Linked DNA regions of Homo sapiens: region 2 is linked to region 1. Evidence: read pairs that join two places in POLR2A ChIA-PET (ENCODE). Cell type or tissue: PC-3. All regions are shown on one strand. Links, peaks and the distances in the headings refer to the core of each region. The heading gives the core; the rest is flanking DNA. Region 1 overlaps PAX8 (paired box 8). Region 2 holds the start of LOC124907871 (a long non-coding RNA gene).

Region 1 (8,357 bases), core at 1-8,000:
CCAGCCTCTGTCCTCCCAGCCCTGGAGTCCTTGGGCCCCTTCTATCTGACTCAATCCCAGTGTTGTTTGTCCAGCTGCCCATATTCACCTGGGCATCCCAGCTGCAGGCCCCTGCCCCCTTGTTCCAGCTGTGTCCCACATGGAGAAGGTCCATGTGGACACCAGACAGCCCCCTGGAGTGCAGAGCCCGAGCTGTCACATTGCATTTCCCAGATTTCCTGGAGGTGGTTGGCCTAAAGTGCTAAGTCTCTACAGCCTCCCTCACCTTGTCCTGGCCACACTACACTCTACCTCTCCATTCAGTCAGGTCAAATCTTTAGCAAATCAAAAGAAATTAAATCCCCAGTGGCAGCTCCAGAACCTCCACTGGGTCTAGAACCATTTGGCATCCCTGATGAGGACTCTGGGGTTTTGGGTAAAAGCGTTGGGCTTAGAGTAAGAGGACTTGGTTGAATCTACTACTTTTCATCTTGGACAAGACATCTCATTTTTTTCAAAGCCTCAGTTTCCTCATATGTAAAATGAAGCTGTATGTAAAACAGGGCTAATTTCAGCTTAACTTATATGAAGCCTTCCATACTGTGCCTGGCACACAAGAGAGCCCAGTCTTCTCTCTCCCTTCAGAGCTGTTTATGCAGGCTCCAGTCACAGCTATTCCCGGATCCCTCACTAACCCACCCTGCTGATTCTCTGGCTTCCTGTTAATAACAACAGCAACTCCTTGTGGGGAGTCTATGGTTGGCTCAGTACTGTGCTATCCTTGCATTTGCTCAGTGTTGAAGAACTTGGGATGAGTGAGGTACCCAGCGTTCAACGTGAATTAAAGGCAGAGGGAGAAGGCCAAGCCAGAGCTCTGGGGCATCAGATGGTCCCTTCCAGCCCACGGCCCCAAAGTGAGTTTGTCGGCTACTCAGCTCTGATGTTCTTGGGAGAAAGCCCAGCCCCGGGATGCCTCCTTCCCCAGCCAACCCCAAAGCCTGAGATGAAGAGCAATGGTTTATTGAGTCATGTGGTAATGGCAGGTTGTCTTTAAAAAAAGAAAGAAGCATCAAGGAGAGAAGCCCCACAGGGCAAAGAGAGACATTTCACTCAGAGGCCAAAGTCTGGGGGTTAGAAAGAAGGAAGCTTGACCCAAACAAAGTTTCATTTACAGTATATACAGTCAGGCCTTGGGGGCAGGAGCTGCTGGGGAGCAGAGAGGGACCCTCTATCGCTGGCTTCAGGGGGTGCCTTGGGTCCCTTCAGTAGCTGGTGGGCGTGAGCTGCAGGAAGCACATTTGGCTTGGCAGGAGCTGTCAGGAAGGGGAAGCGGGTTTCCTGCGATTCTGCCTTGTTCTGCCCTGGGTGAAGCCGCACACCACACCTCACCTCCCAGGGGCCCAGGCCCTGTGGAATGTCTGTTTTAAGCTCCCTGGGGCTGGCCTGGCTGACGGCAGCTGCCAAGGGGATGCCGCACTGCAGGAGGACCTGGGGTGGTGCTATACCTTCACAGCAGCAGGCAAAAGAGGTCAGCTGACAGCCTGGTGGAATTTCTGAGGGACTCGCTCCAGCCCTCAGCCCATGCCCAAGAGGGAGGTGTAGAAAGAGCCAAGCAAATGGAGTGGAGAAAGAGGACAGCCAGAGCCTCCGTGTGGGGCAGGCGGGAGGCTGAGGGAGGTGACTCCCTGGGTGGCTGGTGAGGAGAGCCTCGGCACCAGGCTGTGACTTGTGGGCTGGAGGGAAGTGCTTATGGTCCATAATTGCTAGAGTTGTGTTAATAATGGAGCCATGGAGGTGCCCTGTGCACCCCTTGGGCCCGGGCAGGAACCATTCGCCATCCCCCCAAGTTCCTCGGCTATTGCTTCTTCTCTCCTTTGGTGGGTACCGGCTGGGGGCTACATTTCTTCTTCAATTTTGTCTTTTTCAGCATGGCATGGTTCTCTTTCCCTGGGACTCCTGCCCCTCATTAAGGAGTCTTGGAGGACAGTTTGGCCTTGTCCAAGGTCATCCTGTCTTTCATGGTTCATTAAATTAACCACACAGGGAGTGTGCCGCAATGCTGGACTTGTGGTTATTTTTCATGTAATAAATAAAGATTCCTTTGTGTGACTCTCTGGGGCCTGTCCCAGGCTGAGTCCTCCTGTTGCTCAGTCGCTCCCACTGTCCCCATGGCAACTACAGATGGTCAAAGGCCGTGGCAGTGGTGGGCGGTGCACTCGGCCTTGATGTGGAACTGTAATAATATGGGGAACCTGGACACATTAAAAAAAAATAACAACAACACTGCTGGTCAGAAAGGAAAATTGCACCATAGCCTTCCCTGCATCTGCTGACCTTTAAGACAACACAAGTTAATCATTCATTTCTCTGGCCTATCTGATCATCGAAGATTAACTCCTCTCCAGCCCTATTTCCTCCTTCTCTGGCCTCACCTTTGAGTTTCTGGCCAGAATGAGAACAGTGGCTTCTTGCCCCTTCCCCCTATGGCTGCTTTGACCTTCAACACCCTCGTTGCAATAGGGAGAGGGCAATAGAAAACAATTGCATGTGGAACCCCAAAGAATCAAGTGCACTGAGAGGTCATTGGGATCCTCCCTAGCCTTGCCCAAACAGTGCCAGGACAGAGAGTCTTCTTTCTTAAGACCCAGGGAGATTAGACTGCTGAGGGGTCAAAGGGGATCTGGGCTTGACGGCCCTTAAGGTGAGGCTCTGCACACCTGCAGGATGGGCAGCCTGGGGAGGCTCAGTGGGAAGGTGCCTGAACCCTGGCATGTCTCATTGCCCTCGTCTTTTCTGGCTAAATTGAATGGAAAGCTGGGTTGGAGTTGAACTCATCTGGCAAACAGGGCCCAGGTCTGCCACCTTTCAAGTTATTTCTGGAATACAAAGAGGTAATGGGAGGAGAGGGGGTCTTGGGGAATGGATGGTTCCTAGCCTGCAATGGTGCCTGTGGGGTTGGCCATCCTTGGATCACTGCTTCTGTCTGGCTCCGGTTTGCTCTGATACACCCAAGGCCACCACTCAGGGAGGCTCTAGTGGGATCCCTCAAGTCCCCCCATTGGTGGGGTTTTGCTTTGCTGAAAAGCTTCTCTTCCCAGTTCAGGACCCCAGGACAAGAGAGGGGTGAAGAGAAGCCTGGAAGCTCGCTGAAGCTCACTCTCTGGACCTCGACCCTGAATACTGTCTTCATCTCAGGCTAAATATGGGGAATGTGGTGGAACAAAAGATTTCTGTTTAAGGGTTTGGTGCTGAATCATGAGTATTTCTGAGCCACTTAGATGGTTAATGGGGGCAACAGGATGGCATTCTTGAAACTGGCTCCCAGGAAGGAGGGCAGTTACATTCTGGCGGGTGCCCTGCGTCAGTGTCTGCACTGTGGGACTGTAAGCCGTGGAGGCAGGAGGTCCTCTCTTAGGCTTTTCTCAAGTCCTCCCTTGTCCTCCCCTTCAAGGCCTGAGCCCTGAATCTTACACAAAACAAAGATTTAAAAGACATGGGCTTGAGAAGCAGGAGGGAAACGAATGCCTGGAAGCCTCTGGACTTCTGCCCTCTTTCCCCAAACAACCAGGTACACTGCCCTCCTGCTGCCTTCTTCCATCACAAACAGCACCATCTCCCAGGCCCTCTGTATAATCTGAGGACTCCCAGCTTTCAGGTAACCTTTGACCCACCCTTGCCCCCCACCACTCCATCCATCCTGCCCAGCAGAGGCCTGGGCAGCCCCAGGGACTTACTCAGCAAGCTGGAGTTGGGGAAGCGCCAGGCCTCGCTGTAGGAGGAGTAGGGGGTGTGGCCATAGGCATTGCCAGAGTATTCACTTCCTGTTGGAGGCACACAGGGGAGAGGCCTGTGAGGTGAAGGGCATCAATGCAGGGCTGGGGTGTGGGAAGGTCTGCAGGGCTGGCAATGGGCAAGCTCAGGAATGGTTGGGGAGACAGTTGGAGCCACGGCAGGGACAATGGAGCTCAGAAGGTCCCTCTGTCATCCCTTTTGGAACCCATCGATCTGGAAAATTTGGGGCAGTGTCCTTTTCCGTAGGTACTGGAGGCACTGGCTTGACATACTACAGCCCTCCCAGGAGGCCCAGAAGGTAGATGTTATAACTACCCCCATTTTCCAGATGAAGAAACTGAGCCTCTGGGATCTGCGGAAGCTCCCAGAGCTGGAGGGTTTGGTGGAGCTGGGAAACTGTGCTGTGAGTGTAGGGCCCAGGGACTAACTGCTCCTTCTGCTGCCTGGACCTTCTGGAGAAGGGCTCTTCTGGGAGGGCCCCACAGCAGGGGTATGGGGTTAGGGGCCAAAGAGGACATCCATATATATGAACCTTTTAGCCTCGCTAGGTATGAGTGTGTGTGTTTGTGTGCATGGGGGGCTGAGGGGAGGTGTGAGGGTTAAGGATGGGAGAGGAGGGAGAGCCCCAGAGGGCACACACCCTCAGGAAGCTGTGTCCTGGGACTTGGAGTAGTTTGTTGTTCCATCCTGAGTCTGCCGCTTTAAGCAAACTCAACGTATAAATTTACACAAAGTAAATCAGATCACCTCCTTCTGTTAATGGATTCTTGAGTTTTCCAAAGGAATTATTTACCGAAGAAATTACTTAAGAATTCCCTTACATAACAAAAACAAAGTCAAACTGATCACCACAGCTACTACCGGTGCTTGGTAAAGAGCTTAAAGTTTGTAAAGCACTTTCCCATACATTATGATCTTTTATTCTCAAGACTACCCCATGAGGTACTCATGGATACTACCAATTTATAGAAAAGGAAACTGGAGTGCAGCATGATTAAGCAGTTTGCCTCAAATCACACTGTTGTTAAATGTCAGAGTAGAACTCGACCTTAGGGCTCTTGACTCCAAATTGCAGATAATCCCTTTATTCACTTATGCGATAATTCCATTTACAAAGCTAGATTCCTGCCAACCCTGAGACTCAATGAATGTCCACCCAGCCTTTCAGAAACTCACCTACGATTGGGAGCTATGTGGTTCTGAGTCTCCTTCCCCAGACTCTTTGGAGGGGTTGCTCGAAACTCCCTGACTCTGGAGCTGACCTGTCTAGAGTCAAATCCTTACTTCCCATTTCCTGGTTATGTAAACTTGGACAAGTCACTTAGCCTCTCTGAGTGAGTGACTTACAGGTGAACCTTGGTTTCCTTATCTGTAAAATGGGCCAAATAATTATCCCTATCTCATTTGGTTTAATGAGAATTAAATGACAAAATATGTATTAAATGCTTAGCACCATGCTTCAAATATACAGGGAGTGCTCAATAAATCTAAGCTTTTATTATTTTCCCATTAAACAGGTGCGAAAATAAAGCTCAATGGAGGCTTAAATCAGTCATCCAACCAGTCTTAAGGCCTGGGTTGGGGTTAGTGGGAGCTGCTTTATTGCCAGACAAGTAGGCATTTATACAGGAAGAAGAGAGATGAAGAGGAGCAGCCTAAAGCAGAGAAAGGCTACTGGATCCTCTCCTTGTCTAGGAAGTCAATGACGGACTGAGAACACAGTAAGAAAGTTCCTTAGGGGCAGAGACTAAGTCTAACGTAAATCAAGCAAAAAACATGGGTAAAAAAAGGAAGGGGGTAAAGAAGTAAAAAAGCAAAGAAAAAAAAACCTAAGAAATAATCTAATCGAAACATCTATTTAACAGATGAAAAACTAAGAAATAATCTACTCTAAACATCTGTTTAACAGATAACACAGCTGTGACATAGGGAAGTAAAGACATTTGGCCAAGGTCACATATTCAGTGAAAGCCAGAACTAGAACCCTGGCCCCGTCCTTCCACAATGGCACTCTCTCTTGCATCTCCCAGTGCCAACTGCCTCCTGTTTAACTCAGGTCTCCCGGGTTTCAGCCGATTCTCTACTGGCCACACAGCAAGGGCCCTCTCACCTTTTACCACACCCTACCCAATGGCAAACACAGTGAGCTCTAGAGGACAAGGGAGAGAGGTGGAAAACATGATGTGTTTACCCTCTCATTTTGTCACTCATTCATGCATTCACTCACTCACCCACTTATTTATGTATTTAACTACCATTTACCGAGTACCTCAGTCACATGGAACCTGGGGCAGGGGATGGAGCTCGGTAGGTGGTACACACCTGGGTGTGGCATCTTCCCGTCATCAGATGTGCCTACCTGCTTGCAGTCACAGCAGATGAAACGTCTCTGCCCCGATGAAAGGCCAACCCTGCCTCTTTGCTCTGCATCCCACCCTACTCACCTTTCCAAGGATTTGGCCGCTCCAATGATCCCGTTTTCTGTTTCATCAGTCTCTCCCTTCACCCTGCAAACATATTCTGCTATCTTCTGTCTTTAAAAAATCCTCTTCCTATCCCCACATTCCTCTCTAGCTACCAGTGCCTTTCTCTGCCCCATGGTCTCTGCCTTCACCTTCTTATCCCTTCCTATCAGGCCAACTCTGATCCCCTCAAGTCCCCACAGTCTCTAACTCCATCATACCAATGGTCACTTCTATATCCTCAATTCCCTTGACCTTTTAGCTCATCCCTGTCTCATGCCTTTGGGTTTGTGATGCCCAGTCTTCTGTTTGCTTTGTAACTCAGTTGTCTTTCCTACTCATTCTCCTTGCTGTTCCTTCTCTGTTAGAGCTCTAAATTGTTGAAGAACCCCAGGCTTGGTTTCTAGTAGTCTTGTCATTAAATGACAGCTTTGTGCAATGGCTGAAATTTATACTCTAGTCAGGATTCTTTCCTGGCTTCAGACACACATGATGTACCTGCTGACTTATTAAAACTGGACATTTAGTAGGCATCTCAATCATAACACGGCCCAAAAAACTCTTGATTTCCACTTGCCATCTACTACATCACTTCCCCTCCTGGTCTGCCATATATATACTTGCCACCATCATCCATGCCCCAAACCTACAAATGATTCTTGTTTCCTCTATTTTCTCATCCCAACAGCCAATCTACCAGCAAGGTTTGCTGGCTTTGCAACCAAAATATATTTTCAGGGTCTCTTTTTCCCTCCTTCACTGCTAATTCCCTAACTCAAGCCACTGTCATCTCTTGCAAGAACTACTGCAACTGTCCCCTAACTGGTCTTTGTGCTTTCTCTCTTGACTATGTACAATTCATTTTCCTAGAAATCAGAGTAGCCTTTTAAAACTCGACCCAGCCACTACAATTTTGTGCTACCATGCTAAACTAGTTCCTGCCTTAGGTCCTTTGCCCTTGCTGTTCTTTGGTCCAGGGATGGTCTGCCCCAGTTTATCACTTGAATGGTCACTTTGAACACCTTCTCAGAGAGGCCTCCCCTGACAGCCCAATCTAAAGTAGTTATCTCCTCTCCCTGTGGCTCTTTATTACATCATCCCATTTTATTGTCTTCACAGACAATAAATTATTATGTTCATTCATTGACTTATTTATTGTCCATTTGTCTTCACCATTAGGTTATAAGCTCCAGGAATAAAGGAATCTGACTTATTCACTGCTGTATCCCCAGCATCCTATACAGTAGACCTTCAACCAGTATTTGTTAAGTGAAAAAGTGGTAAATGGATGGAAGGATGGAAGGATGAATGAAAGTGTGAATGATGGAAGGATTGATGATGAAAGGATGGATGGGTGAAAAGATGGATGGAAAGATGGACAGATAAAAGGATGTATATATAGAAAGATGTATAGATTAATGGAGGAATAGATTGAAAAGGGGATGAAAAGATGGATATAGGAGAGGAGGGATGGGTGGAAGAATGGATGATGAAAGGATAGATGGAAAGACAGATTAAAGGATAGTTCTATGAAAAGATGAATGGACGAATGAATATGGATGGAAAAATAAAAGGATTGATGGAAAGATGGATGGATGGAAAGATGGATGATAGATAACTGAAAAGACAGATGAATTAAAAGATGGATGGAGGGACCAGGCACAGTGACTCACACCTGTAATCCCAACACTTTGGGAGGCCAAGGCGGGCAGATTGCCTGAGGCCAGGAGTTCGAGACCAGCCTGGCCAACATGGTGAAACTCCGTCTCTACCAAAAATATAAAAATTAGCCAGGTGTGGTGGTGGGTCCCTGTAGTGACAGCTAGTGGGGAGGCTGAGGCAGGAGAATCACTTGAACCCGGGAGGCAGAGGTTGCAGTGAGCTAAGATCACACCACTACACTCCAGCCTGGGCAACAGAGCAAGACTCCGTCTCCAAAAAAAAAAAAAAAAAAGGAAAGATGGATGGAAAGATGGAAGGATCGGTGGAAAGGTGGAGGATGACGGGATGGATGATGAAAGATAGAAGGATAGATGGGAAAATGCATGGATGCGTGGAAAAATGTATGGGAAGATGAATGAGTGGAAAGATAGATGACTGGATGGATCCATGTGTCTGGAGCTG
Region 2 (8,875 bases), core at 448-8,447, 400 kb before region 1:
TTTCGGAGCCAGAACGTGTGTGCATGTGTGAATGTGTGTGTAAGTGTGAGCGTGTGGTGGGTGGGTGGATGTTTTCCTGACTGGAACTCAGTGCTGAAACGGGCCTCACAGTTGCTCATCGTCAGGGATACAGAGGATCCAACAAGGATGAAGTACGCAAGGATTGTCAACCTGTGGGGGATGACTGGCCGCACAGCCCCATGAAGACCACCTGGGCAGCTCCTCTCTCAGGCCTTCTGACTTGAAGAATGGCCAGCTCCTGTGGGGTCAATACAAGAATAACTTATGTGCACAGAAAGAATATTTACAATTACTTGAGCTTAAATTTATGTAATTAAATTTATTATAATTATAAATTTAAAAACATAATTTTCTTTTTCTTTTTCTTTTTTTGAGACAGGGTCTCACTTTGTAGCCCCTGCTGGAATGCAGTAGTACAATCTCAGCTCTCACCGCAGCCTTGACCTCCTGGGCTCAGATGATCCTCCCACCTCAGCCTCCCGAGTAGCTGGGACCACAGCTGTGTGCTACCACACCTGACTAATTTTTTTTTTTTTTTTTGAGGCAGAGTCTTGCTGAGTCGCCCAGGCTGGAGTGCAGTGGGACTATCTCAGCTCACTGCAATCTCCGCCTCCCAGGTTCAAGTGATTCCCCTGCCTGAAGCCTCCCGAGTAGCTGGGATTGCAGGTGTCCGCCACCACACCCAGCTAATTTTTTTGTATTTTTAGTAGAGATGGGGTTTCATCGTGTTGACCAGGCTGGTCACGAACTCCTGACCTCAAGTGATCCTCCCGCCTTGGCCTCCCAAAGTGCTGGGATTACAGGCATGAGCCACTGCACCTGGCCTAATTTTTTTATTTTTAGTAAAGATGAGGTCTGTGTTGACCAGACTGGTCTTGAACTCCTGGGCTCAAGCAATCCTCCTGTCTTGGCCTCCCAAAGTGCTGGGATTACAGGTGTGAGCCACCCTGCCTGGCCCCTAAATTTTCTTCATGCTTTAAGTTCAACTTACAAATCTTACTATCCTATTTATAAGGCCTCTTTTTAATACAACAAAGAGAAAAGCCACTTTTCTTTGAATCAGTGTTCAGTTATGCCATTGCTTTACATCACCAACCTAAATCACAAACAGAGAGAGGCTCTCTAAAAGAAAATGATGTTTGTTTGGGAATAGAGCATTGCAACAGGAATATGCACTTCATAGTAAACTCTGTGCATATTCAGGGTAAGTAAAGAAGACAAAGGTTTTTACAGGAAGACAAAAGTTTTCAAAAGAAAAAAAATGAGCATTACATCACTGTTTTGAAATAGTTATGCTGGGCTACTAAGATCAATAACAAAGATATTGCCAGTCTGAGGTTGGACAGGCAGTTGCTGGGCACATGTCCTTTTAAAGTAGTATTTTTTGTGTAAGGTTGCAATGGCCTTTGTGCAAGGTTTTGTTTTTTGCAGAGTCTTTTTCATGATCAGGGATACAAGTGTGAGAACTCTTTCTTCATGGCCTTCCCTGGCTCCATTTATCAGGGTTTTCTTAACATTAGTGTCTCCATTTTGATTTTCACAACTTTAACACCATATTAAATCCTCCTAAATACTTAACTCTCTTTTCTAGCATAGTTAATTGAGTTCCCTTAAATATTTTAAACTACAAATTTGATATATCTGATTCTTTCAAACACTGCAAGTGCCTGCCAAGGCAGACTTAAAAATCTGATGAATAAAATCTTTCTAGCCATCTAAGCAATCCCTAAAACTCCAAAAAAAAAGAAAATTAAAAAAAAATGTAGTAAATCAGACTCAAAATTCACACACCTTTTACAAACTTAACCACATTGTTTTAGACATTTCAAATTAAAATAGAAGTCTAATGTCAATTACACATTTCAAATTGGAATTACAAGGTAATATTTTATATTCTTTAATGTGCAGAATTGTCTCAGACACATTAAATAACAAAGGCATTACCTGGAGGATTCTAAAACAACACTTATTTGTAAACTTAACACAAAAGCGTTGCTGCAATGGGTTTCCTTTAGGTCATCAGCTCTATGCCTTCCCCCTCCCCGCCCCCGGTGTTGTAAAGCCCTGAACTAAGGGGTGCAAATTGCAGTTAACCACTACAGGTGGTTCCTAGGTCAAAGGTTCTGACACTGAGGTTTCTGAGTCAAAGTTTCAAGTACTTGATATGGGCTGTTGGCTAGTGACTCTGAGACAGGATCATTGGTCTACACTAGCCACAGGGTAACACACTGAGTCATTCTCAGAGTTGGGATCAGGCTCCTAAGTCAGCGAGAGGTCCTAAGACTTTTTAGTTGTGAGTTGGTTTTGTAACCACGTCCCATGAATACCTTTTAAATGTCATGCTTACCTATTTTATCTTATCTGCTTTCAACTTTTTCCATCTGATTTATGTAGGTACAATTTTGCACCTCCTATCTGGTTTGTAGTTAATATCTTTTATTGCTTTATCCTACTCAACTAATTTTTTTAGTGCCTGTTTTTTTTTTTTTTAATGTGTGTTGATGACTACAATTCTAAACTCATTCTACTGATTCATGGGTGCTTTAAAATCTGAGCAGTCTTTCGCATTTACTGCCTGTGATGGCCCATCCCACCAGCTAAAGTGTGTGGCCACTGCTTACAGCACCATGTGATAACGAGTAAGGGAGAGATGCCGCCCAGACTCTTCTAGGAGCAGCCAGTAGGACCTTCCAGGGGTTGCAAGCAAACCACAGCAATATGTGGAGTGTGGCAGAGGATGGCCCCAAGAGGATGTGGCAGCGGCTAGTGCAGCTCAGCTTAGTCTGAGAGGAAATGCTGGAGAGGAGAGCCCAGTCTGTACAGGCATGACAGCCACAAGGACTTCAACAGCTAACATGGCTGAGTGGACTTTATGTGCTATCTCATTCAGAAAACAGGAGCAATCAGAAAGGAGTCACCTCCTATTTGTACCCCAGGAATTGCTAACCTACTTGCATCTGAATGATGTCCATCACTTCCCTTCATCACCTCCTCTGGGGGCTCTGCAAGGATTTGACTCCTGCATTAGTGATCTGTCTCACCTACGTTGTGATTCACATGAACTTACTAATGTGCTATGTGACAACTACCATCTTAAACACAAAAACCCTCTTTTGATTCTGTGGCTCCCTCCAGCTACCCCTGCATTTCTCTGTCCCCCTGCCCCGTCTCTGCACTCACTTTTATTTTACAGCAAAACTACTCAAGGGAGTCTCAGTGCTCCTTGGCTCCATGTCTCCACCTTTCATTCTCTCCTCAGTTCACTCCTGTCAGGCTTCCGTCCTCAAGCTCTTCTTCACTTTTGTTCTAGGGCCGCTGACATCCTCTTTCTTGCCAAATTCAGTGGCCAGGTCCTCACTTACTCAACTGCTCAGCATTGTTGGGCCTGGTGGACCACATTCTCCTTCACCCACCTTTTGCTGCTCTCTCTTCTCTCCAGATGTTTCTCTCTTCTCACTGGCTACTCCTCTTTTGTCTCCTTTGTTAGCTCCATTTCTTCCTTCCAACCTCACTGTGCTGGTGTGCCCAGTGCTCAGTTTTTAGCTATTCTCTCTTTTCCAGTGGCATTCATTAGATGGTATCATGTGACCCATGGCATTATATGCCTTCTACATGACAGTTACTCCTGAATATGAATCTCAGGAAAGATTTGCATTTATTTTTAATTAATTTTTTTAAATTTTATTTTAATAAATGAGGTCTCTCTCTGTCATCCAGGCTGGAGTGTAGTATTGAGTGATGTGATTATAGCTCACTGCAGCCTTGAACCATGGGCTCAAGTGATCCTCCTGCCTCAGCTTCCTGAGTACCTGGGACTACAGGCATGTGCCACCATGCCTGGATGACTTTTTGTGTGTGTGTGTGTGTGTGGAGACAGGGTCTTGCTCTATTGCCCAGGCTGATCACAAACTCCTGGCCTCAAGTGATCCTCTCACCTCAGCCTCCCAAAGTGCTGGGATTACAGGTGTGAGACCATCCTGGGCTAAGATTCAGATTTTGTATTCAATTGACTGTTTGACATCTTCACTTGGACACCTAAGAGGTATCTCAAATATTAATTAACTTGGCCAAAATACAGAACTTTTGACCCCTGCCCCCACAATACTTGCCCCTTCCCCAGACTTCTCCATTTCTGTTAAATATCCCCAGTTACTCAACCCTCAAACCTATGAATGCCCTTTGATTTCTTTCTTTCCCTCATCTCCTACGTTGACGCCATCAGCTAGTTCTGTTGCCTTTATGCCCAGAATATAATCCTCACCACCTTCTCTCCTATTGCCCGAGTCTAAGATGTCAGTCTCTCCTGCACAGTCCATTGCCCTGACCTCCTGAGTGGTCTGCTTCCACTTTTGACATTTCTACTCCTCCTTCCCCCAGGGTCAATTTTTCACAGCAAGAGTGGCATTTTTTTTTTTTTTTTTTTTGAGACGGAGTCTCGCTCTGTCGCCCAGGCCGGACTGCGGACTGCAGTGGCGCAATCTCGGCTCACTGCAAGCTCCGCCTCCCGGGTTCACGCCATTCTCCTGCCTCAGCCTCCCGAGTAGCTGGGACTACAGGCGCCCGCCACCGCGCCCGGCTAATTTTTTGTATTTTTAGTAGAGACGGGGTTTCACCTTGTTAGCCAGGATGGTCTCGATCTCCTGACCTCATGATCCACCCGCCTCGGCCTCCCAAAGTGCTGGGATTACAGGCGTGAGCCACCGCGCCCGGCCAAGAGTGGCATTTTTAAAACCATATATTAGATCATCGCTTTTGTGTTTGGGAACCTCCAAGGGCTTTGCATCATATATCAAGTTGACACCTCTCCTACCCAAGCCTGGCTCTTTCCTGCTCCTCTGTCCTCTCAGCCCCTCCACCCATTGTTCATGCTGCTTCAGCCACACTGGCCTTCTTGCCATGCCACATTTGTGCTAAGCCCACATCCAATCTCGGGGCCTTTGCACTCGCATTTCCTCTGCTTGGCATGCTGTACCCCAGATCTTTCATGATTGGCAGCTTCTGTACATTCAGCCACCTGCTCAAGCCACCCTTTCAGAGGGCCTTCCCTGGCCACCTCACCTGAAATAGCACCTCCGATTGCACCCATCCGGTTATTCTCCATCCTGTTCTCTTGCTTGGTGATTTTCCATCACTGATGAGGAAATGAACCATGGAATGCTAGGGCTGATGACCAGAACTTTCCCCCACCCCCACATTATTACAGAGGAGGAAATGAGGTCGGAGGTAAGATGGGCCCAGGATTTCTACTCCCGCCTGGACTGCAGGCACAGCACTGACCTCAGCTGTGCTCACTCTTGGCATTCACCCAACCCTTCTATCTCCAACTGCCCCATTTACCAGAAAGTGAAATGTTCTCAGAGACGGTGAGCCACCTGACTTGGACAGCAGCCCAGGGCCCCTGGCACCCTGCTTTCTTCCTCCCTGCCATCCTTTCCTCTCCAAGACCTACCTTTCCCTGTGATTCTTGCCCACATGCTGCATTTCATGGTTTTATGACCTGATTTCTGAGAGGGATTTGAATTTTCATGATTATTTATGTAAGCAAATCATTATGCTTATACAAATGAGAAAAGGAGTGCTTCTGGACTTCCCAGGGACAAAATCTTGTCACTTGGCTTGCTTTCATATTGCTAATTAAGGACCCAGGATGTGGGTGAGATGTGCTAAAAGCTGAGAGGAGGCTCTGGACTCTGACTATGGGCCCACACCCCTGGGCAGGCATCACACTAGTCCTTTAGGTCATCCTCAACCCAGCTTCCAGTTGAATCAGATGTTTGTGAATAACTCAGCAAGGCTGTATGGGAAATGAAGAATGAGGTGGGGAAGAGGCCTGTGCAGAAGACACACTGACTTACCCCTCTACCTCTAACTAGGGTGTTGTAGCAGCCACCCACCCACCAAGTCTGTCTTCCAGACCACGTATGCTTTCCTCCACCTTTGCATCTTTTATCTTCTGCCAGCCCAGATGCTTGCTGACTCCAGCCCAAGCCTATAGGATAAGCCACAGCCTGTCCCTACAGACTACGCATTGCAGAATCTAAGACATCAAGTCAAGTTCGGAAGCACTTGCCTTCTCCTCTCCAGGTACACAGGCTCTCCTGGAAAGCTGGTAGCAGCTGTGGAGGTGTGGTGTGTTACCTGCTGCAGGTGCAGAGAAGTTGACTTCACAGCCCTTCAGAAAGACTGCCTTCTTCCAGTTGTATTTGTGTACTTGCTTGGGTGTGGGGAGGATTCTCAGCTTTCTCCACTCAAATTATCAGACCCTTTCCATTTAGTGGTAGACCATTTCCCTCGTCCAGGCCAAGGGCACATAGTACAGAGAAATAGGGAGTTGTTACCCAGGGAGAGAACTTGGCTCTAAACCTGTAATAGAAAGGTCAGTTCTGGTCTGGAGGGTCAATTTTGATCTTTGGCTCAGATCCAGGAATTGGAACCAAGGCTTTTGAACATTTTAATGCAGGGGATTAAAAAAATGATACGAGTCATTCACGAATATATTTGCTTAACATCTAAAGAGATCCCTCAAAACACTAGAAAAAATAAGAACAAAAATCTAATAAAACAAAATTTGTTAAACACATTTACCAAATTTTTTTTTTTGGTAAAAATTCAAATGTCATAAATAAAGCTAAAGTTCCTCTTGATGACTCGCTCCTCTGCCCTATTCCACTCCAAGTAACCACTATTATCAGTCTTGCCAATACCCTTCCAGACCTCTCTACCTCTATATACCATTAGAAGCACATGGTTTTGCATTGAGGATGTGCAGTGTTTTGTTTTACGTAAATGTTATCACTCTGTTCTTGTTCCATAATTTGCCTTTTTCTCTCAATGATTTGCTTGGCTATCTTTCTATTTCAGTAGCATCTCCTTTCTTTTTAACTTACCATTGTTTATTTAACCTTGCCTCTATCAACAGATATGTAGGTTGTTTCTAGTTGATTTCATTAAGTATTTATAAACAACGCATCAGTAGATGTCCATAAATTTCTTTACGGAAGATGGCAAGTAGTGGAATTGCTGAGCCAAAGAACATGTTTAAAAAACCCAAAAAAACTAGACGCTACCAATTTTCTCTCCAAAATGGCCATACCCACTTACCCATACAGAGATGATTTGGAATCTGGCTTCCTCACAAGGTGAGATGCCTTCACAGTTTCATTCTTCCTGGCATGTCTTCCCTTTTGTATCTGAGAGAGCTGGCAGAATTGTGTCACTAAATCAAGGATAGAGGGTCAAATGACAGCTCAAGCTCACAGGCACCTCTGCTTTCTTCCCAGACCACCTGCTTTCCTGCCACCAGCTCTGTTCCATCTTATAGAATGGTTGCCACTTGGGTGTCTGCTCCGACAGCCATGTCATCCTTTGCACTGCAGTTATGAAGCAGACAGAGCTAGGAGAGGGGCTTTGCCAGCCTCTGCCCTAGCTTGGAGAACTTCAAAGAAGGAGGGTATTGAGAGTGAGCTGCCGAAGACTGGCAGCTCCCTCAACTCAACAGTTGTCCTTCCACAAGAAGTCAGATACATTTTTTTGGGATAAAATATTTAAAAATTATTATTTTATTTCTGAATAATATATTTACATGATTCAAAAATCAAACTGTAGGCCAGGCATGGCTGCTTATGCCTGTAATCCTAGCAATTTAGGAGGCCGAGGCGGGAGGATCACTTCAGCCCAGGAGTTCAAGACCAGCCTGGGTAACATAGTGAGACCCTGTATCTACAAAAATTTAAAAACAAAAATTAGTTGGGCATGGTGGCTGATATGGTTTGGCTCTGTGACCCAACTCAAACCTCATGTTGAATTTTAATCCTCAATGTTGAGGGAGGGTCCTGGTGGGAGGTGATTGGATCATGGGGGTGGGTTCTCCCTTGCTGTTCTCATGATAGTGAGTGAGTTCTCACAAGACCTGGTTATTTGAAAGTGTGTAGCACCTCCCCCTTCACTCTCTCACTCTCCTGCTCCGCCATAGTAAGACGTGTGTGTTTCCCCTTTGCCTTCCGCCATGATTGTAAGTTTCCTGAAGCCTCCCAGCTATGCTTCCTGTACAGCCTGTAGAACTGTGAATCAGTTAGACCTCTTTTCTTCATAAATTACCCAGTCTCAGGTCATTCTTTATAGCAGTGTGAGAGTGGATGAATATAGTGCCATATGTTTGTATTCCCAGCTACCCAGGAGGCTGAGGTAAGAGGATTGCTTGAGCCTGGGAGTTTAAGGCTGCAGTGAGCCATGACTGTACCACTGCTCTCCAGCCTGGGTGACAGCGAGACCTTGTCTCCAAAAAAAAAAAACCCAAACTGTGTAAAATGTGTTCATAAAAGTGTCTTGCTCCCACACCTGTCCCTATATATCTTATTCCTCAGCCTCTGACAACTACTTTATTCATTTCTTATGTATCTTCCAGAATCAAAAAAAAAAATCAAATACAAGCACAGTGGAATGTATTGCCCTTCTTCCCCTCCCTTTTGTTACATCAGAGTTAGCATATCATAAATACGGTCTGCATTTTCTTCTTTTTCAGCTATCAGCATGTTTTGGAGAGGATTTCATATTCGTGCAGACAGCATGTATTAGTCAGTCCTTGCATTGCTATAAGGAAATACCTGAGACTGCATAATTTATAAAGAAAAGAGGTTTAATTGGCTCACAGCTTCGCAGGCTGTTCCACAGGAAGCATGGCAGCATCTGCTTCTGGGGAGGCCTTAGGAAGCTTTTACTCATGCAGAAGACAAAGCGGGAGTGGATGTCTTATATGGCAGGAGCAGGACTGAGAGAGAGAGAGAGAGAGAGAAAGGATGCCACATACTTTTAAACAACCAGATCTTGTGGGAACTCTGTCACGAGAACAGCACCA

What was found. Peaks named below come from ENCODE experiments on the same cell type or tissue, not always from the same donor. Only the 100,000 strongest peaks of a DNase experiment are listed, where the experiment ranks them.
Region 2: POLR2A ChIA-PET joins it to region 1 with 5 read pairs; 2 of 35 experiments call an interaction of 5 or more read pairs at or near these places.

What each region holds. Positions count from the first base shown.
Region 1 is chr2:113,216,379-113,224,735 of GRCh38, forward strand. PAX8 (paired box 8) reads right to left here. Exons shown (of 12, transcript NM_003466.4): 11 at 3,714-3,800; 12 at 1-2,231. The coding sequence ends at 2,155. Among named protein-coding and RNA genes, the nearest start is that of PAX8-AS1, 16 kb to the right of the region's middle. In PC-3, for the core only: no CTCF peak of the experiment used is centred there; no DNase peak of the experiment used is centred there.
Region 2 is chr2:112,819,182-112,828,056 of GRCh38, forward strand. It overlaps LOC124907871 (a long non-coding RNA gene), which reads right to left and starts at 5,298. Exons shown (of 2, transcript XR_007087195.1): 1 at 5,080-5,298; 2 at 1-259. In PC-3, for the core only: no CTCF peak of the experiment used is centred there; a DNase peak (open chromatin) is centred at 5,310; H3K27ac peaks cover 861 bases.